Linked DNA regions of Mus musculus: region 1 is linked to region 2. Evidence: chromatin loops called from intact Hi-C (ENCODE). Cell type or tissue: left cerebral cortex. All regions are shown on one strand. Links, peaks and the distances in the headings refer to the core of each region. The heading gives the core; the rest is flanking DNA.

Region 1 (16,428 bases), core at 5,121-13,120, 320 kb before region 2:
TGTCACTCTACTATTAATACTCAGGAGGTAGCGGCTAGAGGATCAGGAGTTTGGGGTTATCCTTGCCCCAATCTTGTGTTCAAGGTTAGCCTGGGAAACAGTCTCAAAAAACAACCAAAGAGACCTCCACCTAAAAACACAAAGCTTGAAAAAATTCAACTCATATCTCAGACTAGGTATATGGCAAGTGGATTTCTGTGAGTTCTAGGACACTTAAACAGCCAAGCCCTTTGGTGGAGCTCAGAAGATCATGTATGGCTCTCAGACATTGGAGCAGGAAGCTGTGATGTTGAAGTTGACTTGGAGACCATAAGATGTTAAAGCTAACAGGGAGTGGAACCAGACCAGAAGAAAGAACTTGTTTGTCATCATCAAAGATGAAAAGGGAGTAGAGATCTGAAGGTTACTTTGACATTAGCCACTGGGCAGTTTGGAGTCTGCCCAGTTGGTTTCCTAATTTGCTTTGGGGATAACAGTTAAGTGATTTGATGAATCTCAGAAGAGACTTTGAACTTTGGACTTATAACATTGTTAAGACTGCTATAGACTATGGGGACTTTAGAAGCTGGACTAAATGTACTTTCTTACTATGCTATGTCTAGATATGACCCCCATAGACTCATATGTTTGAACAAGCCTATGGGGGCAAGGAAATTATATATGATGGTTTATGTATACTTGGCCCAGGGAGTTGTACTATTAGGAGGTGTAGCCTTGTTGGAGTAAGTGTGTCACTGTGGGCATGGGCTTTAATACCCTAGTCCTAGCTAGCCAATCTTCTCCTCTCTGCCTTCGGAACAAGATGTCAAGATTCTTTATGCAACCCACACTAAAACACATGCACAGAATTAAGTGTGGTATCTTTAGGTACCTAACACTGAACATCTGAATATCTGGAAACATCTGGAAATGACTGAAGTTTTCACAGGACTATTTAGTATTAGTGAAACATCAAGTTCTCAGTCACGAGTCTCTATAGACCTACATTTCATTAAGAGATAGAGAAGGGGCTGGTGAGTGGCTCAGCAGGTAAGAGCACCCGACTGCTCTTCTGAAGGTCTGGAGTTTAAAACCCAGCAACCACATGGTGGCTCACAACCATCCGTAACGAGATCTGACTCCCTCTTCTGGAGTGTCTGAGGACAGCTACAGTGTACTTACATATAATAAATAATAAATAAATCTTTAAAAAGAGAGAGAGAGAGAGAGAGAGAGAGAGAGAGAGAGAGAGAGAGAGAGAGAGAGAGAGAGAGAGAGAGAGAGAGAGAGAAGGTTGAGGACACTATAAAATCCATCCATTATTACTTTATTGGAATGAAGTAACATGGTTTCATTTGAACGTGTCCAGTATGAACATCTCATTCTTAGATTCTAAGGAGCCCTCAGCAGGTCTAGTGAAGGGTCTGCTTCTATCACAATAGTCATTTGAAGGCTGTGTATGAAGTAAGAGGTCCTGGGATGCATAGGGAGCCATTGCCTAGAGCAGTGGTTTCACTGGCCACTAAGAAGTCAGTAACCATCAGACTGCTGCTGTTAGCAAGAGAAGGCAACAGATGCTTTTCAACCACAAATAACTATAAAATCATGGCTTGCTTCGTAAATCCTGGAAAAGAAAATGGAACTTCTCTTCTCTAGCAGGTCCAAAAGGGGACTGTGTTCAGTCATAAGATCGACTGCCTTGCAATGGTTGCTTTCCTTCAGGGAGCTCCCCAGATCTCAGGGACTTACTGTGGCAAGGAGTCTGTCCACACACCAAGAAGGAAACACTTAAGCAAGGGGCCCTTAATTTTTATATAACTAACCCAGAAGAATTCACATCTAGTCATCAAGCACGAGTACATGGTGTGTGTGTGTGTGTGTGTGTGTGTGTGTGTGTGTGTGTGTGTGTCTGTCTGTCTGTCTGTCTGTCAGGGGTGGGGGTGGGGCACCCTGGGGGCTGGCAGTGGCTACAGGGTTAGTTAGTACAGGTAGTCAGTGACTTTGGTGGGGTTGAAAGTTAGGCATCTGTATCTTACCAGCAAGAAAATATTCATTACAAAGCTTTGGTGATGCCTTCTCTCCATTATGAGCCTATAGGGAAATGGACCCCTCCCCGCCCTTAGAGACGGTTTAAACCACAGTCCTCTTGGCATCCAGGACCCTGGCTGTGTCCAAATGGTTTGGGGTCCTTTGGAAACACTTTTAACAGACGTTGACGAACAGAGTGATGATTTGGGCAAAGACTGCATTTGCTTGCTTCTCACTAGTGGGGATGTCTCTGCTTCCATGGGACAGTCTGTTCTAACTGGGCCAGGAAGGATTTAGCTGCTTCCCAAGTAGGAGTGAAGCAGCTGGGCTAAGATAAAGATTTGGCCTTCATGCTTCAACACACTGAGTCAGAAGATGTTTCTTCCCCTACCCAAAGATCCTAGTGGGCTGCCCAGCATAACCCAATAGGCCTGTTGGAGGAAATCACAAAGACTTGCTCACAGGTGCTTAATTTCCACCATTCCCCTGAGTTATGGAGTTCCCTATAGCCCTGTACTCCATATGGCCTCTTTATCATTAACTATTCTATAATTCTTATTTTCTTTATTTTTATATTCTATCCTCGTGTGTGTGTGTGTGTGTGTGTGTGTGTGTGTGTGTGTGTGTGTGTGTGTGTGTGTAAGCTAGCCAACAACTTGTGGGAGTTGGTTCTCTCCATGATGTAGGTTCTGGGAATTAAGCTTAGGTAATCAGCGTTGTCAGCAAGCACCTTTACCCTCTGAGCCATACTTCTGCCCCTCCACCATATTCCTTTTTGTTGTTGTTGTTGGGGGCTGGTTTTTTGAGACATGGTTTCTCTGTGTAGCTCTGACTATCCTGGGACTTATTCTGTAGACCAGGACGGTTAGAACTGAGAGATTTGCCTCCCTCTGCCTCCTGAGTGATGGGATTAAAGATGTGCACCTCTACCACCCAACTCCAATCTGCCTTCTTAAAGTAGGGCCTGGAAGTCAGCAGTATAATCTCCAGCTCTGAAGATGAGAAAGGAAGTCCATGATGTTCCCTGAATTGCCTGAACTAACAGCTTGGGGGTGGCAGCCCTGTTACTATATAACCCAGGTTTAAAGATCCCACCTGATGGGAAAAAGACCAACCATTTCTGACCTCACAGCACCTCAGTGCCAGCAGTGTTTGAGTTTAAAGATTCAAAGAGGGACGGCTGTACTAGGCAGGACTCCACAGGGATGGGTGGGCAGTGGCTACACTATCAGATTGAAGTCTGTGGTCAGGAAAATAAGTACATTCATATAATTCAGGTTGATGAATTTATTCATATGCAAATGATTTGCTGGTGCCTTGGTTACTGTTCTATTGCTATGAAGAGACACGGTGGCCAAGCCTGCTTATAAAAGAAAGCATTTAGTCTGATCATCGTGGTAGGGAACATAGCAGCAGGAGGCAAGTATGGTGCTGGAGCAGATGTAAGCTCCCAGTGTCCATCTGATTTGTAAGATGGACACAGAACTCTGAAGGACACAGCTCCTCCAGTAAGACCACACCTCCTAGTCCTTCTTAAATAGTCCAATAACCAAGAACCAAATGGTCAGGTATTCGAGCCCCTGGGGGGGGGGGTCATTTTCAATCAAATCACCACACAGTGATATGTAAAAAAAATGCCCCTTACAGCCTAGCAGAGCACTTGCTTTTCAAATGCATAGGCTGGAGTTTGTCTACAGATTGTCACATTCTGGTGGCCCTACTCCTAGCAGGAGTAATCTACTGCCTGACGGAGTAACACAGTGCACAGGAGAGCTCCTTTACAGTCTGTTTGGCTTACTTTCTGAAGCTCCTAAAGTCGTTCCATCCAATAAGGACTCCCTCCAGATCCCTCCTGTAGATACGGATTCTTGAGGGCAAAGCCAGGAAAGGAATTAGAAATACTAGACAGTAGGAATAATTCCATGCATGGTGATACATGCCTTCAGTCCTAGCACTCAGGACACTGAGATGGCAGGCATATGTAGGCTAACTGGTCTACCTACATAGTGAGTTTTCGAAAATTCAGGGCTTCATAGAGAGACCTTCTCAAAACACAAACAAACAAAGAAACAAACAAAAAAGTCAAGAACAGCAAATTTTAGCTGCAACAGTGTACTTTAAATCAAACAAACATAGAACGGCTCTCTATATGAGGTATGCATGCCATGGCATGCATCTGGAGGTCAGAAGACAATTCTTTCTACCATGTGGAACCTGGAGGATTATTAGGGTTCACCATAAGTGCTGAGCCATCTTGCTGAACCCTAGTATAGCTCTTTTATTTAAGTGCTATTGTGTCTTACAACCTGTGGGTCTTGTTGGCAGACAGAAATTATATGCTGTGATATATAGCATGCAATCTTATCTGTGTGTAAATGTGCTTCTTGTTTATGCATATGCTTTTTACAGTTTTTATTACTTTGTATGTATGAGTGTGTGTGTGCATATGTGTTACAGCACACACATGGAAATCTGAGGACAACTTTACAGAGTCAGATCTCTCCTTTCTCCTTTATGTGAGTTCTGGGATTTGAACTCAAGTTATCAGGCTTGCGTGGCAACTGCTTTATTGCATAACCATCTCACTTGAGCCATATATTTTGACAACTCATAGCATTCTCATGATGGCCAACATGTGAACTCTGAAAATAGTTCAAAACTAGTCTCTTGTTCTTTCATCCTTGCCAGTTTCTAAAACCAGCCTCAAAGGAGAGCAGAGTTATCTTCTTTCAGCCATGTTGGCCCTGGTGCTGGGGTTGGTCTGGTGCTGCTATGTCTTCAAATGCAGTGAATTCTCACATACACTAGCTTTCATTGTGTCAACCATCCTCCCCAAGTGAAGTAATAAAAGGCTAAAGCCTGTGATTGGCAGTAAAGAGAGGGAGGTGGGACTTCCTGGGAAGAAGAAAGAAACTCTAGGAAGAAGGAAGAAGAAGGTGACTATGGGCCTAGAAGGTATGGCTAGTCATGGGGCTGGATGGAGCTAGGTAGCCAGGTTAACTTAGATGAGCTAGTTGAGAGTCTGCCCAGCTAAAGCCTAAGTTTTGAAATATTAAGTAAGGGTCTCCGTGTGGTTATTTGAGAAACTAGCTGGTAAAGGAATAACTGCTACCATATTAATCTCTAGCATTAATTAGTATATACAGACGATTAATAGTCATTTTTTTTACATCCTGGTTTGACCAAGTAGGTAGGGTGGTTTAGATGCAAGCAGTGTGAGCTAAGTAATATTTCACTTTCACGTCAGACACAGTTTACCACCCTTCCTACACACAGCTTCCCACTTCCTGTGGGGTTGTGAAATACACCTGTTTAATGACTGCTCATGTCATATAGACAGAAATGTGAGTCTGGCTTGCATGCTTCTTCTCCCTCAGCACAAATGAAGGCGGCTCTGGAGCCCAAGTCATTTCTAGGGAACCACATCAGAGGGTATCACCCAGTTCATTACTGAGGGGTGGCAGTCAAACAATCCAAACATACAGGACTTTGACAGAGCCATGAGCTCTTTCATGGTTTCCGATCTATGTCAACAACATGCCATCGTGTATAGCCACCAAGCAGCTAGAAAGAGGAGGTATTTAATCTATTAGTTTTAAAGGTAATTCTTTATTCTTGCTGGCAGAATGAAGAATTCTTAGAAAGAAAAGGAGGGGAGGGGAGGGGAGGGGAGGGGAGGATAGGGGAGGGGAGGGGAGGGAAAGAACCATTCAAAGCTCTTTTTAATACCTATTTCTGTTGTGTATACCAGGCTACCACAGTGCTTTGAGGCATCTTTATCTGCCACAAAATTAACAATAACAGTATTGTTCATTCTGAATTCAACTACTCTCTCTGCAATGGTTTGGATAATAATGCCCACCCCCACCCCCCCCTCCACCAGGCAGGGCATGGTAGTGTGCGCCTTTAATCCCAGCACTCTGGACACAGAGGCAAGCAGATCTCTGACAGTTCAAGACCATTCCGGTCTACAAAGTGAGTTCCAGGACAGCCAGTGCTGGTATACAGAGAAACCCTGTCTCAAAATTAAAAAAAAAAAAAAAAAAAAAAGAGTTGGGGGTGGGGGTGGGGGGTCCTCCAAAGCCACAAGCCTTTAATCCCAGTCTTGGGAGGCAGGGAATTGGAGGCCAGCCTGGTCTACAGAGTGAGGAATGAGTTCTAGGGCATTGAGGTCTACACAGAGAAACCCTGCCTTGAAAAATAAAAGAGCAGCCCCCATGGGCTCATATATTTAAATGACTGGTATGGGAATGGAACTCTTTGAAAGGATTACAAGGTTTAGGAGTTATGGCCTTGTTGGAGGCTTGTCACTAGGGCTGGGCTTTGAGAGTTTCTCTTTCTCTGGCTAAGGATTAGGATGCTGCTCTCAACTACTGCTCCAGTGCTGCCCTGCTCCCTGCCCTGTTGAAAACTGACTAACCCTCTGAAGCTAGAAATGAGCCCTTGATTAAATGCTTTCTTTTATAAGAGTTGCCTTGGCCATCTCTTTACAGCAACAGAACCGTGACTATGACAGCCACTTTTCATTAGCTACTCAAGTGTAATCTGTTTTCTTACTGTCCACTTGTCCTTTCTTCCACATGGAAAACCCTTTCTCTATTACTGCAGATGGAACCCACAGCTATCTGTGAATTACCACAATGCAAAGATGCCTTTTACCTATGCAAGTCTCTATGTACAGTCAGTGGGCTAATTCCTGCTCAGATATATCATAATTCCGCAAGATACCCCGAGATAGCAACGTGGCCTTCTTGGTGTTGCTCAAATGCAAGCTGAATGGAGTTTATGATCGAGCTATTTAATCTATAGTCAAAAGAGCTGGGGGGTTAATCATATGAGTGCATGGGCCTCTAGTTCCCCAGTGAAACAGGCTAGAAACCTTGACTGCTTTCAAAAGCACAGATTCCTAGTCTCACTGTGGAGGTCCTCAATCAAGTCTCAATTTAGAGCCCTGGAATCTGCTCTGTTTAGAATGGCTGTAGGAGATATTTGTAGTCTTTGTTAGGGTTACTATTGTGATAAAACTTCATAACCAAAAGCAACTTGGAGAGAAAGGGTTTATTTCAGCTCAGGACTCTCAGGATACACACCATCACTGAGGGAAGTCAGGGCACAATCTCAAGGCAGGAACCTGGAAGCAGAACCTGAAGCAGAGGCCATGGAGAAACACCACTTACTGGGTTGCTATGGCTGCTTTTTTAGCACCACCCACAAATGGTCTGAAACTAACCATATCAATTATTAATCAAGAAAACACCTCTCAGGCAATCTGATGGAAGCAGTTCCTCATTTGATGTTCCCTTTTCCCAAGTGAAATTACCTAGTAAGTGACAAAACACTAGCGGGGGCATTGGTACACAGGTTAGATACCAAGTGTAATCCCACAACACTTAATTATGGTTTTCATCGCTGTCATAGTTCTGGAGAGATTTAAGTATTGCCTTTAAAATATATTTTAAGATTTTAAAAAAGTGTAAAAGTGTAAAAGTGTGTGTGTGTGTGTGTGGAGGAGAGGGGAGGGAGGGGAGGGGGAGGGGGAGGGATACGTGCATGTAAATGCCCTGTAGGGGTCCTAAAAGGGGTTGAGAGTCCTTGGAGCTGGAGTAACAGTTGTTTGTGAGCCACCCAATATGGATAGTGGGAATTGAATTAGGGTTCTCAGAGCAGCAAGCTCTCCTAAGCACCAGGCATCTCTCTAGCCTTATAAGTGGTGTCTCAAAAGTAGCGTGTTTATCAGAATACTGAGAGTCTTTGGGCATGATGCCGGAGGATGTCCTTTAGGGACTTGGTTTGCTACTCTGTGAACTTCTCCTAGGACTATTTGATCTTACCTGAGTCTCACTCTCATTAGTGAATCAAAGGCATCAGATTGTCAAATCTCTCTTTTAACTCTTGGCATTCTCTGATTTGGAAGGATTTACCCTTCTAAAATGTGTTATCAGTGTCACAGTGGCTGCTGCTGCTTCTAATTTACTGCAGGCCTGTATGATCAACAGAGCATTTGTCACCGTCTACTCGGGAGATCAGGGAGCTGTTCCCAACCCAACATAGCCTCACGCCCTACCATTATCGTCCTCCTAACACAAGCATCCTCATCAACTGCCAATCGAGTGACATCAGCCTTCCTTTGGGAAGATGTGCTGATAAACAGATGGGGAAGCAACATGTATACTGCCTGTATTTCTAACCCTCTGTTTCCAGCACCTTGACCTACACTCTCTGGCGGGGTCAGAAGGATGTGAGGCAGACTGTGTGTGTTAGATCTCTAGAACTCAGCCTTTATCGAGCATCAAAGGAACCAGTGTGCCTTTAGTGAACATTTTTTCTTTTTAATTATTCTTGTCGATTTATGGATCTACAGGAGTTTGCCTATGTGAGTAGTACCCAGGAAGGCCAGAAGAGGGCACTGAGTGCCATTAGAATTGGAGTTACACGTGGTTATGAGCTTCCATGCAGTTGCTGGAAACGGAAGCCTAAGTACTCTGCTATAAGAGCAGCAAGTGCTCTTCATCACTTAGACACTGCCCCCTCACAACCCCCGAATCCATGTGCTTTTAAAATGATGCCTGCCACTGACACCTTCATCACAATTGAAGTGCTGAGTTAGACTCTCCAGAGACAAGTGTTTTCCAAAGGCACAATTCCCTACTGGAGACTCCGCTCTTTCCTCTAGTGGGGCCACACAGTGATCCTCATTCTTCAGCAACAGTTTTTTTAGGGCAGTTACAAATAAATGATAAGTAGTGATCAGAATCCTGTAAACTCTGCTCTTCAGCTTGGTAAACATTAACCATGTTAAGACTCGGGTCCCTAAAGAGTGAGAGCTATTTGCCTGCTTTCTCCAGGGTCACTCCAGGTCCAGGAACCTCCACTAAAGATTCACTTCAGACTCTTGTCTGATGCTACCTGATGGTTTCTTTCTAAAACCATAAATGATGGAATTGGATGAATATAGGAAACATCTGAATTTCAGAATTTAGAATATAGGAGATATCTAAATTCCTGACCACATTCTCACTATCTGTAAAATGGGGAGATATTTTTCCCAATTAGCCATGGATTCTTACTTACATTGTCAGTCTCTGTTCCTGAAATTTTCTCCACCAAATCAAGTTCTTTTCTTTTCTTCTTCATTTCTTTTTTAAATAATCCAGTTCAAAAGACACCTCCTTTCTCATTGGATCACTACGAATTGCTCAGTCTACCATGAAATTTACTAGTAATTTAAGAGTCTACCTTATCTGTAGCCTTTCCTATTATGTTTGCTCTGTAATAGGAAAATATAGGAACATATATGCAAAGTGCCTGGAGTATAAGAGCATGTCCTGGGAGACTGTATACAAACCCAGAGGGAAGTGGATTAGAATGAGGGCAGGCCCACTTACACTGAGGCCTCCTCTTCACACCTTACTCACACTTGGGAATTAGCAATACGCATTAGCCTGGGGGCGTTAACTAAATATATAACCAAATGTTTGTACAGAAAACATTCTAGTATTTTCTCTACTTTAAACCATACATATAAAATTCATATACAAGACCAGATTTATTGATACTTATAATATGAGAGATGGAACAGAATCAACAACTGTGTGCATGTCTTTTTTCTAAATATTACTCTTCATTATTATGAAAGAAACCATAAAACAAAATCCTTACATATTTACTATGGACTTCACATACAAACATGTTTATGCTTTATAAATGTTTCAATTCCAACTGAAACTTAAGCTTGACTCTCAGAAAGTCAAGTTCAATAAGTACCTAGAATTTGGAGTTAAATTATAATGAGGAGTTAGAACTAACTAATATTCTGTACATTTGCAAACTGTCTCTCTTACTGTTGATCCTGGTATACATTTACTCTACTAAATCTCATTGCAGCCAGTTCTACCTTTAGCATATCAAGGAAACTAATATAGAGCACCTACCATGCCTTTTATTATCTGTCAAATGCCCCAGTCCCAATAACCATAATCACCAATAACACTACTCAACAACTCCCCAGACATTTTCATGACCTCCAAGTTTGTTTAATAGTTCTTAAGGAAAGGGTGGTAAGGACAAATAGTGAACAAAAGATAACCAGGCATCTCTAGGAACGAAAACTAGATGCATAAACTGTAAGAGATGGTCTAATTCCACAACAGAAACCAACATACACTGATATTACCAGGACGGTCATGGCCAATCTTGCCATTTGTATTTTAGGGTTTAATTGTTATTCAAACAGTATCTTTGTACAATTATACACATATTAACACACACACATATAAATATATAAAAAATGTGATTTCTCTTACCCTTCCTCCCAGTTAACATGTCTAAGCATCCCAGAATTATGGTAGAGCTAGGACTGAACCTTACCAGTTAACGTAACTCTTAGCACTAGACTCTCAAACCATTAAAAACAACTGGCAGCCTACAGTTTGGTGACACTTAAAAAAGTCTTTTATTTTCACATGATAGAAAATACCTGTTAGAATAAATTTGAAAGGCAAGGTCTCAGGACGAAAATTATATTTTCTTTTGAGGGAAGGTCTCATGTAGTCTAGGCTAGCTGAAGGCTCACTCTGAAGCTTCAAATGACTTGCTTCCATTCCCCAAGTGCTAGAATTATAGGTATGCACTGTCATATCCAGCAACAAGAAAAGGTTTGCTTTGTTTGTTTGGTTTGGTTTTACTGGTTTTTTTTTTTTTTTAGGAAACACTTCTTTTTTTAAAAAAAAAAGGTTTATTTATTATGTATACAATGTTCTGCCTGCATGTATGGCTGTACACCAGAAGAGGGCACCAGACCTCATTTTAAGCATGGTCGTGGGCCACCCCATATTTGCTAGAAATTGAACTCAGCTCCTCTGGAAGTGTGGCCAGGGCTCTTAACCTCTGAGCCATCTCTTCAGCAACAAGACAAGGGTTGTTTTAAAAATATTTATGATACAAATCAGTGTAGAATGAAGAAGTGAGGGGGTGGGCACAGAAGAAAGCAAGGTGACCCTAAAACAGATATTTAATGTGACCCTGCATAAATCTGTGCTGGACATGACTACCAAATTCTGATGAGGGGCTGAAAACCCCCATTTTTCATGTTTCCCAGAGTGGATACTACCAAAACTACAATAGCTTGGACTTTAATATCACACACACACACACACACACACACACACACACACACACACACACACACACGGCTTTGAAATCATGAAGACTGTGTGTGTTATTAGCCATGTCCCTTTTCACAATCACTCCCCACTTTCTCTTCTTGGGCTCAAGTAACCATATATGTGTGTATGTACATATACAGACACAAACATGTGTGTGTGTGTGTGTGTGTGTATAATAAACTCACACATGCCACTGTTCTCCTGCTCTTTTAAACCTCAGAACACACAAATGTCAATGAGTCAGTTCTGAAGGAAAGTTCCAGGCTTGCAGACCAGCGCCCAAGCCTATACGAGACACTGCACGTCTCCAGCAGAACTCAGCTCTCGCGGCTTCTCTCAGGGCAGTCTTTCAAGAATATAAAATGAGGACACATGTGCCAACTGCTTCCCAGTTGCCAGAGGGCATGGGTTTAGAAGGGCTATTTTTCTGTGAATAAAAATACAAAGGAGGCAACACCCTGCTTTTTAAGTGGCTGCTCCATTAAGAAAATGAACTCCTCTTTGTATAGAATCATAGTCAGGCTAGGAAGGGGTCTGCACTAAAGACAGAATGAGCAAAAGTGCCTCCATCACTGCAAGCTAGCCAGGTCACTTGGTAACTGGCTGTGCCTCTGAGTACCTTGATCCTCTCTGCTTTCTCTTCTCTCTTTAATTATTTTTCTTTTCATTCCCCCAGACACACAGAGAACGAAGGTCCTGCAGACTTTAGGGCTGGCTATCAGTGTAGGAAGAGACCAAGGATTCCGAAACATCAGTGGTGGATACTGGAACAAGCCACAGAGGCCAACTCACACCTGGCTCCATCAGAGTGATCTCATGCTGGGTCCACTGCCAAGGGGCTTTCTATTCATTTCTTTACTACTGGAGGCTGATTAAAGACCCAGTGACTGGGGAGCACAATTCTTTTGCAGCCCCCTCATGTTGAGGCTTTGGAAAATGAGGACTGAGTGTTATTAGCCACGCCCCTTTCATGAGCACTCCGCACTCTCTCTTCTCAGGCATGGGGCAACTTCACCAAAAGACAATCTTAATATGAAATGGCATTCTTAATTCTCTTTACCTGTAGGTTGGCAAATTATGTATTCCTTGCACTAGGGAATCCGTGTCCCCACCTTGGTACTGTTACCGTATGTGGTACAAGGTATTTAATGGACTTGAATAAGTAAGTGAAGGAGTTTGAGATCAGGAGATTATTTGGATTAATAGGATGATGTATCGAGGTTCCTTAAATAAAGGAAGCTAAAGAATCCGAAAATCAGGTAACAGAGAAAGAAAGAGGCAGGTACTATGAACCAAGGGATACAGAAGGAAAAAGCAAAGTGACAAGGTTTCCTCTGGACTTTGTAGAATACACATGGGTTGTTTTGTACTTTGATATGTAAAACCATAACATACAAAAACAAACAAACAAAAACACAAAGGATGTTTTAAAGTCTGTACCCATCTATTGCAGTAACTATCACCTGAGGCGGGCATAGAGGCACACCCCTATAATCACAGAACCCAGGTGGCTAAGACAAGAAATGTTAAGCTCAAGGCCAGCCTGGAATACCTAACAAGTTGGAGGCCATGTGTGAAAATTAATGATAATAATCAACAATGGTGGTGATACCTAACTGATTCTTATTTATCTTAAACTCAGGCCCCATTTGCCTCACTTTTCTTCTGCACCATCTTCCTTAAACACAGACAGACAGACAGACAGACAGACACACATACACACAAACTTGTCTTGGTCAGCTTTCCATCTTCTTGCCTAGAATCTTCCATTTACCTTTTGAGAGCCTAGAATTTCAATGGTCAAATGTATTAGCTTCTTAGAGGCTTTCCTTTTCGGGGGAGTCCTACAGTTTACTTTTGAATTTTCAGTGTTCATCAATATCCCTGACAAAGAGCTCACTTTGTATTTTCAGTGAGTAAGTATGGCTCATCCTACAGTCAGCAGGAGAGTGGTGTTCACTTCCTCACTAGAGGATGCAGGCACTCATGATCATAACTTGATCCTTACCAGGAAATGAACTCAGAACCCTAGGCAATGCTTCCCTTCCTTTCTAGGAAGGCTCTCAAAACCACTCACTTGGAAGAAGTAGAATCACCCTCGCATCAATCACAAAGTTCATCAAGCCTTTTATTATAAGGAGATCAATCATTGTCATGAACAAAGAGGAGAAACAAGTAAAATCTTAGGTAATCCCCTACAGCTCCTAAGGCAAACGTGATGCTTGGGACTGAGTGACAACATGCCTGCACGGAGAGAGGTCTAGTGAAGCTCAAATACTGGATGTGTTATCAGTGGAAGTGTTTCCAAAGGGGACTAAGTGGGGGGGGGGGGGGGGAGCCCCACCCTGAATATGGGTTGTACCATCCAATAGGCTAACATGAAAAAGAAGTGAACTACTAGCACCATTCTTGCTAAGTATGAATATATTCATAGTATAGCCGCTGCTGCCATCCAGACATTACACTCCAGCTTCTCTGGATTTTCAGTATGGACTCAACACAAACAGTTCTCTAGGGAGCTCTAGACACTAGATGCCCTGTCAGCTATATCTCCACTGAGAGACCCTAGAGACAACAGAAGTGGAGACAGTCTCAGACATCTCAGTATGAACACTGACCCCATAGAACCAGAGAGCTTCGTAAACCTACTGCTAGGGTGGTATGCTATCCATTCACAACCACCACGTAAACAAAACCATGTAGCAGTGCTAATAGCACATTTGACTTTGCTACCCATACCCAAGAGAACAGAGCAGCCAGAGGTGTCCTGGTAAATTAGATAATCCAGTTCATGGCTGACATAATGGAACACATACAAACTCTAGGACTACATCTCCCATGGCTTGAGAGTAGTCTTTGTACTGAATACAAAAGTACTACTCCTTCCATGTTTAAAATATTTAGTACTTCCAGAGTTACTTGGATGGCTCCTGCTACATTTATAGCCCCCATGCCCTCAAATACTGATGAGGTCAATGAAATTAAACTCAGAGGGATTCTGGGAACACATCAAAATGTCTGTTCTTCTTCCTGTCCAGTTTGGACCACTGTGAATAACACTTGACAGGCTTTCTTAAATCAAGTTAATAATGCATAGTACGAGTGCTTTCAGATGCCCAGTAGCTAAACCACAATCAGCCTTCTTAGGAAAATTTCTAGCAGTGTGGAGGGGGGACAAGGGCTACTGCCAAAAGTCTTCTATACAAGAGAGCTGGTGGCCTTGAGTGACTCATTTTAGAGGGCTTGTGTGTCTATACTGGAAGTTCAGAAGTGGGGAGGCGTTAGGGTGTTTACTAACCTAACTACAGCTTTTGCCCTAAACCAGATGTTACCAGTATAAAAGCAGTTGGAGACAGTTGTAACTGATCTGGAATCCTGAGGGTTTTCAGGGATACCTTAAAGCATCCTGGGAGACTTGATGGCTCAAAACCCTCACGGTTTTATCAGTGGTGTTACTGTAGTAGGCTGCTCTATTGTAGTATTCTATTCTTGGATACTTCTGCTATGACACCAAATGGAAACTTTCTTTGGTATATTTTGGAGTACCTTTTAAAAGTAGAGCAATTTCTCAACTATACCCAAGATAAAAGGGGGGGGGGGGGGGTGAAAGGAGGAAGGGTAAGGAAAAAGGGAAGAGGGTCTAGGTTGAAAACTTGTAGGAGATGAACTAGAACCTTTCTGAATCTACAGCGAGGGCTGGTCAAGGCCCTTCACAGTTGGCAGGACTTTATGAGCCCATGGGTTTCTTGGCAAGGTCAGTGATGTTTGGGAGAAAAGAACACCAAACAGCTGAGAGAGCACCTCTCAAGGATGAATGTGTAGGCTATTCGTGGGCTAGCCACACCAGCAATGCCTGCCCACGTCTAAGGCTAGCCACACCAGCAATGCCTGTCCATGTGTAAGGCTAGTGACACCAGCAATGCCTGTCCATGTGTAAGGCTAGCGACACCAGGAATGCCTGGCCAGCTCTAAGGCTGGTCTTTAGGCTTCTTGTCCTGTCTTTGTCTCCTGTTCTCCTTCATCTACCTTCTCTTCGGTATGTTAGAATCTGTTTCTTACAAAAAAGACACTGAACTAATATGAACACCAAAAGTATTCCTGATTCCAAAAGTATTTTTTTTCCTATCTCACAGACTAAATGCTCAAAAAAATATATATAGCCATGCAACTTAGACAGAACTTCAAGAAGATGGCTACATGTCTTTTCATATGGATAAAGGAAACAATGAGGAGAAACAGATGGCCCCTTATTCTCACCCTGGTCCTAGTTTTAGGGGCATAAATTTTCATGAGGGAACACTTCAACACCAAACCAGATGTGTTGATTTCTTTTACTTAGTTGTACTTAGAGCAAAGAATTTGCAGAGTGCCATAGTTGGCAATTAACAAGCTAATCTTCAACTATTCACACCCTTGCTATAGATACAAGTTACAAGCAGCCATAAGACATTGTATCACTGAAACTCACCATCATACACAAGTGATTGCTCAGTAATGCTGGCCTTAGACCCTACTTCATCACAATAAGCCAATGGCTTTTTTTCCTTTAAAGATTTATTTATTATTATAAATAAGTATACTGTTGCTGTCTTCAGACACACCACAAGAGGGCATCAGATCTCATTACAGGTGGTTGTGAGCCACCATGAGGTTGCTGGGATTTGAACTCAGGACCTTTAGAAGAACAGTCAGTGCTCTTAACTGTTGAGCCATCTCGCCAGCCCAAGCCGGTAGTTCTTGATCTTCCTAATGCTACAACACTTTAATACAGTTCCTCGTGTTGTGGTGACCCCCCCCCCACCCCAAGCATAAAATTATGTTTGCTGCTACTGCATAACTTATGGTTTTGCTATAGTTATGAATCATAAATATTTTTAGAGATAGTAGATTGCCAACAGCGTCTCAACCCACAGGTGGAGAAAAACTGCGATCAGCAATATCCTATAAAATTGTGTTAATATCCTTCAAATTTCATTAACTTGTATATTCTCTATTCCTAAGCAAAAACTTTAGATGTGAAGGTAAGACTCTTTTGAAAACAAAATGAGGACAAGCAAGATGTTTGGTAAAAATGCTTGAAACTCAAGCCTGGTAACTGAGGTCAATAACAGGAAGCTGAAATAGAAGAAAAGAATCAGCTCCCATAGTCTGTCCTCTACCCTTCACATCTCCACCATGATGTGAGCATTGCTTTGAAGTCTCCACCCACCCTCACCCTCACTCTTCTGATCTGGCTCTCATACACACTCACAGTAGT
Region 2 (16,428 bases), core at 3,655-11,654:
TAGCAGATTGTTATGGCTGATCCTAAGATAAGCACCAAGACCAGCAGGGCCTAGTGGGGAAGCTTTTACTGTTTCGCCAAATGGACATGCTGTGCCCATCAAAATGCTTTCTAAATATTTATGTTTATGCCCGCAGATTAGTGCTGCTCCATCTTTGGCCGTGAGGTGCTTTTTGAAGTGAGCAGTGGTTACTTCAGAGCTCTGAGAATACATGATGGCTGGATACTTAGCCATGTCTATGACATCTTAGAACATCTCCAAAAACCTTCTCTTTCTGGTCAACTATAAGCAGGATGGGAGTCTTGCATCTCTGCCCTCATACGTGTTTGTCTCTGTATAAGTTACTTGTTTTGTTAAAGTGACAGAAGCCACTTAAGGGAAGAAGGGTTTATTTTAGTTCAACATTCAAGAGGACAGTCTTTCACGGAGGGAAAGTATGGTGGCAGAAGCTTGAGGTGGCTGGTCACACCACAGCCACCGTCAGGAAGCAGAGAACGGCTGAAAGGTCTTGGGTTGGGGATTGAAGACAGATACCGAGGAAGAGTGCTCCTTTGGTATTCAGTAGAGGAGTTATTAATGTTATGAAAAGATAGCATGGTGGAGTCTCTGAGGGGAGTTCATGAGCCTATGCCATAGAAAGACAGATGTCATGGCAAGGGCTCTGGAGAAAGCTCAGGTCCATGAGGTAGAGACAGTGGGTCCCTTCTTACAGAGCAGAGAGATGGTTTCATGCCACTTGGTCGATGAAGAGTCCATAGATTATGTGTGGTCAGGCTGCATCTGATACCCATGGCAGGAGAGAGAAAGGGGTGTCTTGGCATTGTGAGAAAGAGAGGAAGGAGCCTTGTTGGTAATGTGTCACACGTTACAGGATGTGGGGGAAAGTGGAAAGGAGGTGCACATTTAGGTAAAGTGTACCCATTCTATGGGCACTGGGAGCTCTCTGCTGTCTTGGAGTCCGGTGGCCTAAACCTATAAACTTTCTTGGATTTACACGATTTGCTTAGGAGTTTTCCCGACTCTTGACAGGTGCTCAGGGGAAAATGAAAGGAGACAGCCAAACAAAAAAGTAGGGAAGGAAGGGAGGAAGGAAGAAGGGAAGTTAGGAAAGCAAGCATCAGAGGCTCTTTTGAATTAAAGTATTAAAGACATTAAAGAAAGAAATCTTACCTCCTGCTTGTTGGCTCACCCTGTTGTAGGTGCAGATCAGAGTCCAGAGTGCATTTACTGAGATTTCCAGGTCCTGTGTCACAGAACAAAGAACTGAACCAGGGACACATTGATCATGGTAGACATAGGCACAGTATATCAAGAAAGAAAGTGCTCTCAAGTGAGGAGGTGGGCCAGAGGGCTGGGGCGGGTAGAAGCTCTCGAGGTGCTCAGCCATCAAAGCACTAAGCACTTGCGTCTTATTTACATGGCGCCCACATTTGGAGCTCCCAGGCTTCTCTCATGCATGCTCTAGTTCTTCATTTCTCCACGTGACTCTCCTGCTTTCAGGACTCCCAATTCCCTCCCCCACAGGGCTACATTGAGTGAATCCCCTTTCTTTGTTCTTCATCATTACTTGTCTCTGAAGCTGATGTACCGGGACAGGTGGCCAAGCCGTACCTACTTGGTATGATACCAACATAGCTTTTGTTCTAAAGCTCCATTGTGCTCTAAACGAAAAGAATCTGAGGTAATTTTGACGTATGTGAGGGGTAGCTTATAAGCCAATTTGATACCGTGCTAATAATATATAAATGCGAACATACATGTAGATAACATGTGCACACACATAGCCATACATAAAAACAGGCCAAGGAGCTGAGGGATGGCTCTGCAGTCAGGAGATGGTTGCTCTTGCTGAAGATCTGAGTTTGGTTCCCAGAACTGACATGGTGGCTCACAACTATTTGTAACTTCAGTTCCAGAGGAACTGATGCCTTCCTCTGCCTCTGTGGTCACTCTATGTGTGAGGTGTGCTGTCATACAGATAGGCAAAACACCCATACATATAAAATAAAAATTAATAAATCATAAAAAAAGGCCAAGATACTCCAAACTTTTTAGCTTCCATTGAGCTGTCATTGCCATTTTTAAGGCAGAATGCTGATCTGATATTTATTCCATAACATTAAGTAATTCTTTTTTGTTTTTACATTAAGTAATTCTTAATTCAAAATCCACATTTTACAAAAAGGCAGAGTTTAATGAAATGAAAAAAAAAAAACAAAGACTACATGAGATAAAGAACTGTTTTTTAAAACAACAACAAAACCCTAAACAGATTAACACTCCCTTACCCAAATTAAACAAAAGAAAGAAAGACCCAAATTAGTAAAATTAGAGATAAAAGAGAAGCCATTACAACAGCTACCAATGAAATTCAGAGAAACTTTAGGTCTACATGTCAAAGCGCATAATCCACAAATTTGAAAAAGTATAAGAAATGAATGAATTTCTAGATGCATATGACCAACCAAAGCTAACAAAAATGAAACAAACCAGTGAAGGTGGAGAGATGACTCAGTAGGGGAGGACACTTGCTCCTCCAGAGGACCTGAGTTTAGTTCCCAGCACCCTTGTCAGAAGGCTCACAACTGCCTATTAACCTCCAGCTCCAGCAGATCCAAAGGCTTCTACTGTACCTGCACACCCAGACCCGAGCCTTCACAGACCTGAGCCTTCACAGACCTGCACATACAGACCTGAGCCTTCACAGACCTGAGCCTTCACAGACCTGCACACCCATATGCACATGAATAAAAATAAAGATGAATTATAAAGAAATAACCATGTAAACAGATTTATAAGAAGTAGTTAGACTGAAGCAGTAACTTAAAATCTTCCAATTAAGACAAGGTCTGGGCCCAGATAGATTCACTGGTGAGTGTTAGCAAACCTTCAAAGAAGAATTAACACCAGTGCCTCTCAAACTACACCATAAACAGCAAAGGAAAAGACATTACCACATCCTCATTATGAATCTAGTATTAGTTAGATCAAAAGCAGATAAAGATAGAGAAATAACAAAAAGAAAACTACAGATCAATTTCCCTGATGAACACAGATGCAAAATGTCTCAACAAAATACTTGCAAACCAAATTCGAGAACATCTGTGGTAGTTGAATAAGCATGTCCTCCATAGGCTCATATATTTGAATACTTCGTTTTCGGGAGTGGCAGTATTTAGAAGGATTAGGAGGCGTGGCCTTGTGGGAGGAAGTGTGTCACAGGGGGTGGGCTCTGAGGCTATAGAAACCAGGCCCAGTGGCTCCTTCCCTACCCACTTCCTGTTGTCTGTGAATCCGGATGTAAAACTCTGCAGCGCCACATCTGCCTGTGTACTTTCAGGTTGTCCTCCATGCTGATGCTGACTAAACCTCTGGGACTCCAAAGCCAGCCCCAATTACATGTCTTCCTTTCTAGAATTGCTGTGGTCATGGTGTCTCTTCTCAGCAATAGAACACCAACTAAGATAGCATAAAAAAGATTGTTCACCATGATCAAGTTGATTTTTTATCTCAGAGATGGACATATGGCTCAATAGATGTAAATCAACAAATGCTGCAAACTTCACCAAATGAACTCAAAGACAGGAATCACATGATCATCTAAGTAGAAACGGAACAGGCTTTTGAAGAAATCCAGTGTTGCTTCTTGTTAAAAGTCCCAAAGCTCAGGGCATGGTGAAGCATGCCTTTAACTCCAGCATGGCTGGCAAAAATCCGAGTTAGCGGCCAAGCTGATGTACATGTGGCAAGATTCAGGACAGCCAGAGCTAAAAAAACCCTGACTCAAAAAAAAAAAAAAAAAAAAAAAAAGTCTTAAGAAACTCAGAATAGAAGGACCACATCTCGATATAATGAAAGCTATATATGACAAACCTATAGCCATCATTTTCTAAAATGAGGGGGAAATCACTGTATTTCCATTTATTGTGATAAAGATAAGAATGTTCATCTTCTTAACTCTTGTTCGATATACTACTGGAAGTTTTAGCCAGAGCAATCATGCAGGGGAAGCAAGCAAAAAAGATGCAGGCAGGAAAAGAAGAAGCCAACACACATCTCTAGTGCAGATGATATAACTTTGTATGGAAGAGACCCAACATGCAAGAGTCCCTAAAGACTCCACCAGAAAATTTCCAAAGATTATTTGAGAATGTCATACATATATACAATGTATTTTGATCATATCTACCCCCATATTCCCACTCCTGATCCCAACTTCAACTTCATCACCTCCTCCCCCCGCCCCCACAGTAAAATAACTCACAGAGTCCCGAGTCTAATTAGCACTAATCATAGGCATATGGGTGTGGGCCACTTACTGGAACATGGACAATTTATCAGTGGCAGTGGTACCCCAAATGGAGGAGGTGTCTCCTTTCCTCAGCAGCCATCAGCAGCCTACAAACCACTCAGCCAGGAGTTTAGCCATTTGAGTCTCTCCCACTCGTCCAAGCTGGAATCCTCGCTGGTCTGGTGCCGGTAACCAACCGCAGCTCCTGGGTAAAACGGTCATGTCATGTCCAAAGGTTGCGTTTTACAGCACCCCTTCCAATCCTCTGGCTCTTACACGATTTCCCTTTTCCTGTGACATGCGCCGAGCCTTAGCCGCGCACATCTACGGATATGAACATACCAAGAAGGCAGTTTAACAACACGATCATTAGGCAAAACAGCAATAATCCGTTCCAGTACACTGCTCTTAAGATTTTGGTCTCAGGGGAAAAAAAAAAAATCTTTTTAATGAATTTTTAATTGAGCTTAAAAAAAATGTGATCTCAATAACTCTTTTTGTTCCCAAGAATTACTGAATCTTTACATTTGAAACTAAAGTGGAGAAATGTCAAAAATATTTACATACTGATTCATTAAAAAGTAATTAGCACATTATATGTCACCATAATAAATTTTTATAAAAAATTCAAAATTAAACAAATTTAGTACAAAAAAAAAAGTCATCTTACTTTTTTTTTTTTTTTTTTTTTGAGAAATTTCACATCTGGCTTAATGGAAAACAGCTGCATTCTGAAGACTTCATTTGCATCCAATATGTGGCAAACGTGTTATTTTGGTTCAAGCAAATGAGGGAAATCTAGCCTTTCGCAAATATGTAGTTGGAAATAAAGAAGTGCTTAAAAACCTTTACAGAAAACTAGAAATACAATTGGCAGGGTTTCAACGGTAAACAGCAGAGAGGAATCTGAAACCGTATCAGGAACTGGAGAGACGCCTGAGCCTTTGAGAGCACTCCACTGCTTGGGTGTGTGTGCGCCTTTAACTCCCGCAGGGAAACCCAGGTTAGCCTACTCTCCATGGAGAGCTCCGCAGCCAAAGAGACATAGTCAGACTCCGTCTCAAATAAGGAAAGAGAAAACATCAAAAGATCAGAGGATGCAAGTTTGGTCTCAGCACCCACGTGGCTAAGTCCAGTTCCAGGGATCAGACGCCCTCTTCTGGCGACCTCAGGTACTGTACTCCTGTGCACAAATCCACCTCACCCCACTCACACACACATAATACACATAATTAAAAATAAGATAGAGATGTGTTTCAGACCCGTATCAATGGTCTTTTCATACCGTGTCACGAAAACTCATCTGGCTTCTTTTGCTTTCTGAGAGGATCTGCTTTCAGGAACTCCAAGAATCACTGTTCTTTGGAAACCTTCTGTATTTTTCGGTTGTGAAATGTACTTGGAAATTTATTTTTATTCAGGCAGGGCAAGTGCAGCTAATCACGAGATGTTCGCCACTGAAAAGCCAATGTGCACCTGTGAACTCCACTTTCTCAGGAAGTCGAGGCAGAATTGCCGCAGCTCAGAAACTGAAGCCAACTTGGTTTTTTAAAAGGGGAAGGGGTGGAGGAGAAGAGGAAGATGGAGAGGGGAAGGGAAAGTTTATTTTTTACAGCTCGAAAGAAGAAAGGCAGTTTAGTTCAATATAAGGCTAGGTGGTCAGCCCCGGGGAATTTAGGTGGAGGGAAGGTGGCAGACAGGGCCTTGCCTGGACTTAAGACTGGCTTTTTTGCATCAGAGGTATGAATATAGGAGTGTTGTCTGCTCTCTTTAGGAACTGGACACTTCTACAAAGGACAGCCCCCGCCACCCCCCCCCCCCCTGGAGTGACAAGGCTGCAACTTATCAAAACACCATGTAATATAGAAAATGAAAACCATGATTAATAGACTCCTCAAGTTGGCTTCATTGCTTTCTCATAATATACCAGAGACATTTCTCTTTCCATTTTCATAATTGTTAATCCTTATATTTATTTTATCCCTTTGAACTTTTATTGCCCATCGAAAACTGAGCTCCAAGCTCCTCTGTATTTTGAAGACTTTCCTAATGATAATCATATATTGCTTTGCATCACTACTCAAATTGTCTCATGTGGTTATTTAACGTTTCATGGATAAGCTATGTCTCTCCGACTAGACAATGTCTTGAGATCAGCAACCTCATGGCATACTGTTCAATACTGCTGAGATCTTCCGGAGGGTCTCTCTTTATTGGGTAAACCTTCAGCCATTGCGTAGGAACACACCCCTAGCTTTCTTGCTCTGTCTAGCTGGGCCGTTCCCATCTCTCTGGATCTTTACTTACTTGGTTGCCTCTGTGGTCTTTCCCTTTGGACTAGATAGGTGTTTATCATTGCGCCTCTGGTGATGCCCTTGCCTCCACATGTATTCTGAGTTGTTCCTCAATTTTCCTTTGGGTTGTAGGAACAGTTAGATAGATACAGAGTCTGTTATTGTGGACCTTGTACAAATTTGTGTGGCATTGTGGCTCCAAAGTCTATTCTATCACAGTTTCCAATGCTTTGAAAATTCTCATTCATGGTGGTGTCATTGAAGTAACACTTTAAAGATTTGTGATTATTATTTTTTGATTGTATATATAAGTGTGTGTATGTGGGTATGTGCATGTGAGTGCAACTCCTGAAGAGGCCAAAAGAGGGAGCTATAGCCTCTGCTGCTGAAGTTACAGGCAGTTGCGAGGGCCTGACTGAGGGCACTGGAAATCAAACTCGGGTCCAGTTACAAGAGCAGTTCATACTCTTAACCCCTGAGCCATCTCTGTACAGCCCAAATAATCAAAACTTTAAAGAGCATCCTCAGATTTTTTTTTCTGCATCCGTGCATTGTAGTAACTTTAAGATAACTCATCGACATATCTAAACAGCCTGTTTTCATTGTCTATCACACCCTCTAAGTCTTTGCCTAAAAGAAACTTGAGGACCGGAGCTAGAGAAAGTATCCAAGGAGCTAAAGAGATCTGCAACCCTGTAGGTGCAACAACATTTTGAACTAACCAGTACCCCGGAGCTCTTGACTCTAGCTGCATATGCATCAAAAGATGACCTAGAGGTTGGTGAGATGGCTCAGCAGGTAAGAGCACCCAACTGCTCTTCCGAAGGTCCGGAGTTCAAATCCCAGCAACCACATGGTGGCTCACAACCGTCCGTGACGAGATCTGACTCCCTCTTCTGGAGTGTCTGAAGACAGCTACAGTGTACTTACATATAATAAATAATAAATCTTTAAAAAAAAATGACCTAGTCGGCCATCACTGGAAAGAGAGGCCCATTGGACATGCAAACTTTATATGCCCCAGTACAGGGGAACGCCAGGGCCAAAAAGTGGGAATGGGTGGGTAGGGGACTGGGGGGGAGGGCATGGGGGACTTTTGGGATAGCATTGGAAATGTAATTGAGGAAAATATGTAATAAAAAAAACATTTAAATAAATTAAAAAAAAAAAAAGAAACTTGAGGACCAAGGCTAAAACTCACTTATATAGTATTTACCTAGCATTCATAAGTTCCTGTGAGGCCCTGGATTTAATTCCAGAACCCCACTTTTCACCCCCCAAAAAGAAGACTTGAAAGTCATCTCAGAGCTGGACGTGGTGGCGCACGCCTTTAATCCCAGCACTTGGGAGGCAGAGGCAGGAGGATTTCTGAGTTCAAGGCCAGCCTGGTCTACAAAGTGAGTTCCAGGACAGCCAGAGCTATACAGAGAAACCCTGTCTCGAAAAAAAAAAAAAAAAACAAAACAAAACAAAAAAAAAAAAGAAGAAAAAAAAAGTCATCTCAGCTTTATTTGCCTTGACTAATTAGCCCTACTTGAAAGAATAACATGAAGCCAATGTTGGCATCTCACAAATGGCATAACTGAAAAAAATGTACCAACCAAAGGATAACTGTGAAAGTTTAGAAATTATCCTTCCTGCAGCTGGCTCAGTATTACAACTTGGTTAGAAACAGCTAGAAACAGTTTACAAGACTTTAAAACTAAGCAGGTATACTGAGGGATATCTAAAGAAAAAAAGAGGTTTTTTTTTGTTTGTTTGTTTGTTTTTTTGTTTTTCATTTGCTCAAATCCCAGATCCTTTTATAAATACAAATATAGAAACACCTTTTTCTGACAGGAGGCTAAAACATTAACAGATGTGCAGTATTTATATTCTTAATCATTTATCATTTAGCTGGCATACTGTATTTTAGTGTGTGTGTGTGTGTGTGTGAGATGTGAGGGCGTGAGTCACATTGCTTGTGTGAGGTCAGAAGAGAACTTTTGAGATTTGGTTGATTCCTTGCCTTCTAGGTTCTGGTGATGTAATCCAGGTTGTCAGGCTTGCAAGGCAAGCACCTTTATCCTCCGAGCCATCCCGCTGACTGGGATGTATGGGTCTATTCTCTAATAAGGGATAAGGCTGGAGTCTGTTAGTGTTCTAAATCAGTTTGAAAGGAAAGTTTCGTTTTGATTAAGTAGAAGATGTAGACTTACGATTAAATGTTAGTTTCCAAATAGTAATTAAGAAATAGATCAAAGCAGGGCGGTGGTGGCGCACGCCTTTAATCCCAGCACTCAGGAGGTGGAGGCAGGCGGATTTCTGAGTTCGAGGCCAGCCTGTTCTACAAAGTGAGTTCCAGGACAGCCAGGGCTATACAGAGAAACCCTGTCTTGGAACCCCCCCCCCCCAAAAAAAAAAACCTAAAAGAAAAAAAAGAAATGAAATAGATCAAGCCGGGCAGTGGTGGCACATGTCTTTAATCCCAGCACTCGGGAGGTGGAGGCAGGCGGATTTCTGAGTTCGAGACCAGCCTGGTCTACAGAGTGAGTTCTAGGACAGCCAGGGCTACACAGAGAAACTCTGTCTCGGAAAAAACAAAAAAGAAAGAAAGAAAGAGAGGAAGAGAGGAAGAGAAAAGAGAGAGAGAGAGAGAGAAAGGAAAGAAGGAAGGAAGGAAGGAAGATTGATTAAGGCTGAGAGCTGCACTAATTTATGTAACTTTAATGATATTCCTTTTCAGTGTTTAAGGCTCTGCCCTATCATTGGCAGTGGGGGTGTGATGTTTGCATACCATCCTGTATTATCTATGAAAATTTCACTCCATATACATAGTTAATATCTCCATATACATAAAGTTAATATCTTATATTATGGGAAACCGAGAACTCCAATCATCCTAAATTTTACAATCTGATTCTAGGAGCAGTAGAGATGGCTCAGAGGTTAAGAGCACTTTTTGCTCTGGGTTCAGTTCCCAGCACCCACATATCAGCTCACAGCTGTCTGTAATTTCAGTTGCAGAGGACCTGATACCCTTCTTGGCTACCCTGATCACCAGGCCTTCACATGTGCACACATATTCATGCAGGCAGCACACATACACATAAGATAAAAACTAAATCTTAAAAGGAAAAAAAAAAAAAGTGCTTGCTCATTTCGTGACTCGAAGGCTTTCACTGACGCCCCCTGCTGGACTTATCGAGGGCTTGGTGGCTCGCTGCTGAGATGTGTGCATGGGTTGTGTGGGCCCTCAGGAAGCACTGAAAGGCAGTCCTGATAGCAACGCAGAAGCAAGTCGGGAGGGCTGGACTGACTCGAATGATTGTTGAACGTGTTGCCAGCAGAAGTGTCAATCAGAAAGATGCCGGAGTGAACAGGGTTTTGGGAGTGAGAAGAGAGATCGGAGTTACCCAGCGTTATCAGGTAGGTCGAGCAGATACTTTGCAGAGGTATGCAGGAGACACCCACACAGGTTCCTCATTAAGTTCCAGACTCCACAGAGACCCCCAAGAAGGCAAGTGATGCCTACTGATGACATCAAAGCTCCCGGGGGAACCGTTATGTTCATAGCCATTCATTAGGCCACATTGATGTGCACATCCACGGAGTCCGACACATAAAATAGAATTATTATATCTGGCACACTGATGTACTATGGTTTGAATTTTTGATGGGTAAACAAAATTTATATCCTTTTAGGGTATTTTGCCCTTAAGATAAAAGTGAAAGGTATAAAGTAAAAAGTATACATATACCTTTTAGAAACACACACACACACACACACACACACACCATGCAGACTAGACTAGAGTTCTACACAGCCCAATGTCCCTAGTCTCAGACACTACTGAATTGGCAATTTCCCTTCATTACAAAGAACCAACTAACAAGAGTAAGAATAAAATTGTTCACTTGGGAGAATAAAGCCTAAGTTACATATGTATTAATAACATGATGGCTTAGGGGAAAAAATCACTTATGCCCGAGAAAAGGATTTTGGAATTTTGAAGTCAGTTTCGAGAACTTAAGTCTATACTTAGCACTATCAAAAAAATTACTAGGAACCAAAATGAGAAACATAATCCTACCTGATCTAAAACGACATCACAGCTCTTCCTAGGATGTTTCATGCAAAAATAGGGCTACACTAATTCTCCAAAAGGCTCAATAACAATAAAAATCTAACACAGGGAATCCAGGCTAGATGAGGGATAAATACCAGTGTTTTTTAATTTAGGTGCTGGGGGGTTAAACCCAGGGCCTCATGTGCTCTACCGCTGAACTACACTGCTTAGCCACCAACATTGAAAACATATACCTTCTTTATAAAGACTGAAAAACATGCTCTTACAAGGATGCAGGTGAACACAGATGTTGACTAAATTCTGAATTTAAAACGGTGCCTCAAAGCTAGAAGGGGAAATGCTGTTATGATCGAAAATTACCCTATAGCTTATGTAACTAAGGTTCAACATTATTTAGAGTGCTCCTTAAATCTTCAACGACGGTGTATGATAATGGTTCTTATCCATCTTTAAGGTCCCACCCCATAAACTGTTCTGCAGAGACCCATGGCCTTCCTTCTCTTTTTATTTATGTGTCTGTGTAAGTCTAGTTATTCCAGAATAGAAGCAGTATTTCGCTAGACATGGCACTAGTGTGTGCTTGGTGCAAGGCTGTGAACTCTTCATCATGGGGTTCTGGGAGTAGCAAGTGTTCTTAACCACTGAGCTATCTCCCCAGCCTCAGTTTCCTGGAGTTCTAGCACAATAGTCTTTATCACAATCGCTGACTTTCGCACATGAGATTAAGTCTAAACAAATACGTATTTTCTATATTAAAACTAAAACATTGGGCAGAAGATGATGATTGGGTGAATATTTTTTAGGAGCACAGCCCAATTCGTTGACATTCATTAGCAAAGTGACTTATTAGCAGCTACTTTTGCCACTCACTATAAATTATTTGAAATTTGTTATAGGTTGGCATATTACAATGGTGTATTACTCACCTGGTTTCGTAAGGTAGATAAAGTGATGTTGTTAATTTTGGCTAAATTAGGTCTAGCCTGAAATTTGTTTTACTGTTTCTTTGTTTTCTAGAGAAGCTGATTCTGGGGTGAGACAATGTTGCCACCCACTGGGCAGATTGTAGTATGACAGTGAACAAGACCAGTTTTAAATAAACTGTGAAGTAAAAATTAAGCTAGTCCATTTTATCGTTCTTTAATTTCACTGGCAGTAAAAACGTATTGAATTAAATCAACCAGCTCTTTCAGGAGTCCTGTGACAGGAGGTCTTTAGGACTTTAACAGTAAATTCCTTTAAAGCATAGAAAAGCCAGGCAGTGGTAGTGCGTACCTTTGCTCTAGCATTCTAGAAGCATAGGCAGGCAGAACTCTGAGTTCACGTCTAGCCTGGTCTACAGAGAGAGAGAGAGAGTTCCACTACATCCAGGGCTACACATAAAGACTGTCTTATAAAGAAAAAAGGCATAGATAAACATATGCACACATACAATTTACTGAATTTAATCGTTGCTGACTCTTTTAACAGTCACTTTTTAAAATCATTTCTGTTCATTCTTTACTTAGCTTATATTTTACAAAAACCAATTACCAAGAATTACTATTTTCTTCTTCATTGCCCATGCATCATATACTTATTTTTGTGCTTGTGAAACGGGCTCACTACATAGCTCAAGTTGACTTCAGACCTGCAATTATTACGCAGTTATTATTATCTCTGTTGAGTGCTGGGATTGTGGGTATTCGTTGGTGCCCAGCTTCAAATGGGTCTGTACCAAAATATCATTGGTCTATACTGAGACTATACCCGGACATTCCCCACACGTTCCCCTACGTTTCCTCTTCTAGTGTTTGCATATGTCACTCTCCTCATCTGAATGGAATTCCTTGAAAGCAGTCTTTTCGTCGATGTTTTCACGCCCCATCAAGCTGGGACCCCCCCACTACTAGTATTTGGCATTCAGTGGATGCTCGCTCAGTGTTTACCAAACAGTGAATTGCAGGCATGCTCTTGATGCTTTTATTCACTGTGCAGCAACAGTGAGGATAATGCGAGGCAAACGGGAGTTGTTAAACAGCCATCATCTCCGGGCTGATCCCTTCCCTTTACCCTGCTCCAGGTACACAGTGATGGGGACCGGAAGTTAAAAAGAAGGAATCTGTATCAAACTGACCTTGTGCAATGTGTCTGTCCAGAATGTGCGAAGTGCCAAGGATGGGCCACTTATAAGACACAGAAACTTCCAATAGTTCTGGAGACTGGAAGTCCTAGATCGGGGCGGCAGGACAGTCAAATTCTGGTAAGGACTCACTTCCAGGTACAGACTGGCAAATTTTTGTTATTTCCAGCAAAGAAAGAAGAAAGGGGGGAAGAAGAGGAGATGGAGGGAATGAGAGAGGAGTGAAGGAAGTGGGTCAGGCCATTCCTCCCAGCCTCTTCTTATGAGTGTGGCGCCCTTACCTAATAAGTGTGAACTCTTAAGGGCGGTCCCTTCTTGTTCTAATGTAGTAGCTTGAATGAGAGTGGTTCCCATAGGCTCCCATATTTGAACCTTTGGTCCCCAGTTGGTGGCACTGTTTGGGAAGGATTAGGGGGTGTGTCATTAGGGATGGGCTTTGAGATTTTAAAAGGCCATGCCATCCCCAGTAGCTCTCTGCCTCCTGCCTGAGGAGCCAGATGTAAACTCTGGGTTCTGCTCCAGTGCCGTGCCCCTTGGCAGCCGTGCTCCCCATCATATGTCATGGAGCCTACTACTCTCTTAGATTGTGAGCTCCACATAAAAGACATGCTTTCACTTATAAGTTGCTTTGTTCGTGGTGTCCTATAAAGTCAATAGAAAAGTAACTAAGAAATCTAATTATGGGCTGGAGAGATGGCTCAATGGCTAAGAGCACTAACTGCTCTTCCAGAAGTCCTGAGTTCAATTCCCAGTCACCACATGGTGGCTCATAACCATCTGTAATGGGATCTGATGCCCTCTTCTGGTGTGTCTGAAGACAGCTGCAGGGTACTTATATGTATAAAATCAATAGATAAATCTTTAAAATAAATAAATCAATCTTTAAAAGAAATCTAATTATTTCACAAAGGCTAGACCCTTACATGTTGCCCCCTTGAGGATTACATTTCAATGTATGGATTTTAGGGTACATAAATTATTCTAAGAACTGGGTCGATTGTTTTTCAAAGAAAGGACACAAAACTTACAAAACACACTGTTCCCAATGTTTTGCTCCTGGAAACTACGACGTATACACAAGATAGGTTTTAGAAAATATTTAACACCAAGTGGTTCATTTGTGACTGTAGGTGCAAAATATCATTCCAGGGGCTGGTGAGATGGCTCAGCAGTTAAGAGCACTGACTGCTTTTCCAGAGGTCACGAGTTCAAGTCCCATCAACCACTTGATGGCTCACAACCATCCTTAATGAGAAACAAAGAATCTATGGGACTGAGTGAATGGGGGCTGGAGCAAGAGGGGCCAAGGAGTTTCCAGGGAGACATAGATTGGGACCAGTTGGGGAATTCTAGGAAAGATGACATGGTAAATTAGTTCTTACATTTCCAGATGTGAGAAATGAAAAAGTAAAGGACAAAGATAGAGAACACATGCAATCATGGGGTTTTGGAAAGTGAAATAGAAGGTAAAGCATGAATAATACAGAAGAAGATACTTCTATATGACTGAGGAGCCTGGGGCGGGGGAATCCACCTCATTTACTAAGATATCACAGGGTTCTGGAGAAATCTTTACAGAATTCTTCCAGAGATTGGGGTAATCTGTGAATAGAGCCATATTAGTCTTGAAACCAGACAGCTATTGATAGAAGCATTAGCATTTGAAAAGCAAATACCAAATGTAAGAGAACAATCAGACTATTGAAAGCATGGTGAGCCCCTGTAGATGAATGGATAAGGGAGACAGATGGTATTAGTTCTCAGAGCATAATGCCAATATCATAGGGCAAATCATAGCTAGAAATTTCAGGAATCAAAATGCTTGATGTTTTAATTGTGGTGAATTTGGTCATTTCCAAAGAAATGATAAGGTTAGAAGATTCAGTGCTCAAAATAGCAAGTACATTGACTCTAGAGAATACGGTATTCATAGAAGTCAGCAAGCAGGATCTGGTTGCTAGGAGCCAAAAAGGCTTCCAGGGTATTGTGGCCACTGTGGAAAGGGCAAACATTGGTTTAAGGATTGCTGGTCCAAGTAACCTCTTGCCATCAGGAAACAAACTGAGGGCCCGCTCAGCTCAAGGCTCCAGAGCAAACAATATGAGTCATCTTCCTTTGGTCATCCAAGTGGTACCAAGCAGGCAAGAAAATAAAAACTAAGTATTTCTGATCTTATCCATGTTACAGAAGGAAGTGCAGCTTTGGATCTGGCCATCTTACATTATCACTAAAAGTTGAATGTTACAAGTTAACCACTAATGTTTGTGGTCCTTTACCCTCAGAGGCGGTGGGAATATTCTTGAGAATAAGGGGATTAGGGGATTAAGTTCTCAAGGATTTATTGTGTATCCAGAGGATAACAAGGAAGAAATAAAAAAATATGGCATATGTGACAAAGGAGATGCAAATTGATGCAGGGGGTAGAATTGCTCAACTGTTGATTCCCTGCATTACAGGCAAGACTGCTCCAATGGAAAGGACAGGAGCTTTTGGGAGTACTGGAAAACTTGTGTTCTTGCAAATAGTGGTTAATGATCAGAGACCCAAATTAATGGTGGTGACATAGAAGGTTTGGTGAATACAGGAGCTGACATTAGTATATGTCTTAGTCAGGGTTTCTATTCCTGCACAAACATCATGACCAAGAAGCAAGTTGGGGAGGAAAGGGTTTATTCAGCTTACATTTCCACATTGCTGTTCATCACTAAAGGAAGTCAGGCTGGAACTCAAGCAAGTCAGGAAGCAGGAGCTGATGCAGAGGCCATCGAGGGATGTTCCTTGTTGGCTTGCTTCCCCTGGCTTGCTCAGCCTGTTCTCTTATTGAACCAAGACTACCAGCCCAGAGATGGCACCACCCACAAGGGGCCTTTCCCCTTGATCACTAATTGAGAAAATGCCTTACAGTTGGATCTTATGGAGGCGTTTCCCCAACTGAAGCTCCTTTCTCTGTGATAACTCCAGCTGTGTCAAGTTGACACACAAAACCAGCCAGTACAGTATCTTTTCCTAAAGTCTTGGAATGCAGATTGGCCACTTCAGAAGGTTTACACACAATTTATAGGAATTGGTAAATTATCATAAATAATACAAAGTGTCTGACGGATTGCCTGTGAGGGACTAGAAAGGACAACGGGGAGGTTATGCCCTTATGTGGCTAACATACTCATAAATATATGGGGAAGGGGTCTTTTATAGCAATAGGATACTCTAATATTCCTCCAATTCCAGGGACAGCAAATGAGGACATTAGGGGTGATTTGGTCCATGCTTCTGGGGAAGGTATTGATACGGGTGATTGAGAACAACCACAAGCTGTTGTCCAAACACAGGACATGTCAGGGATTGGGTTTCCAACTTTATAAAAGGGGCCACTGCTGACATACCAACCTTGCTCCTAAAATGGTTATCAAACCAACCTGTAATGGCGAGAGCAGTGTCCCATAACAAAAGACATTTGCAGGCACTTGAACAACTGGTACGAGAACAGCTGGGGACTCGACATATAGAAGAGTCTACCAGCTCATGGCGTTCCAGTGTTGGTTGAAAAAATAAAGTCAGGAAAATGGAGGATGATAAAGAGATTTAAGAGCAGTTACTAAGGTAATTAAACCAATAAGTCCTTTATAGCCCGGACTTCCTTTACCATCTTTG

Evidence for each region. Hi-C counts contacts between places; a loop is a spot of excess contacts. Peaks named below come from ENCODE experiments on the same cell type or tissue, not always from the same donor. Only the 100,000 strongest peaks of a DNase experiment are listed, where the experiment ranks them.
Region 1: it touches region 2 in a loop (8-fold over the local background); 38 of 42 quality-filtered maps call a loop at or near these places.

What each region holds. Positions count from the first base shown.
Region 1 is chr2:53,077,804-53,094,231 of GRCm38, reverse strand. All of the region lies in intron 9 of Fmnl2 (formin-like 2), which reads right to left. Among named protein-coding and RNA genes, the nearest start is that of Gm52511, 77 kb to the right of the region's middle. In left cerebral cortex, for the core only: CTCF peaks have their summits at 8,405 (motif pointing right) and 10,794 (motif pointing right); DNase peaks (open chromatin) are centred at 8,418 and 10,840.
Region 2 is chr2:52,752,161-52,768,588 of GRCm38, reverse strand. No RefSeq gene overlaps it. Among named protein-coding and RNA genes, the nearest start is that of Stam2, 18 kb to the right of the region's middle. In left cerebral cortex, for the core only: CTCF peaks have their summits at 5,454 (motif pointing left), 6,934 (motif pointing right) and 9,762 (motif pointing left); DNase peaks (open chromatin) are centred at 5,422 and 9,778; H3K4me3 peaks cover 426 bases.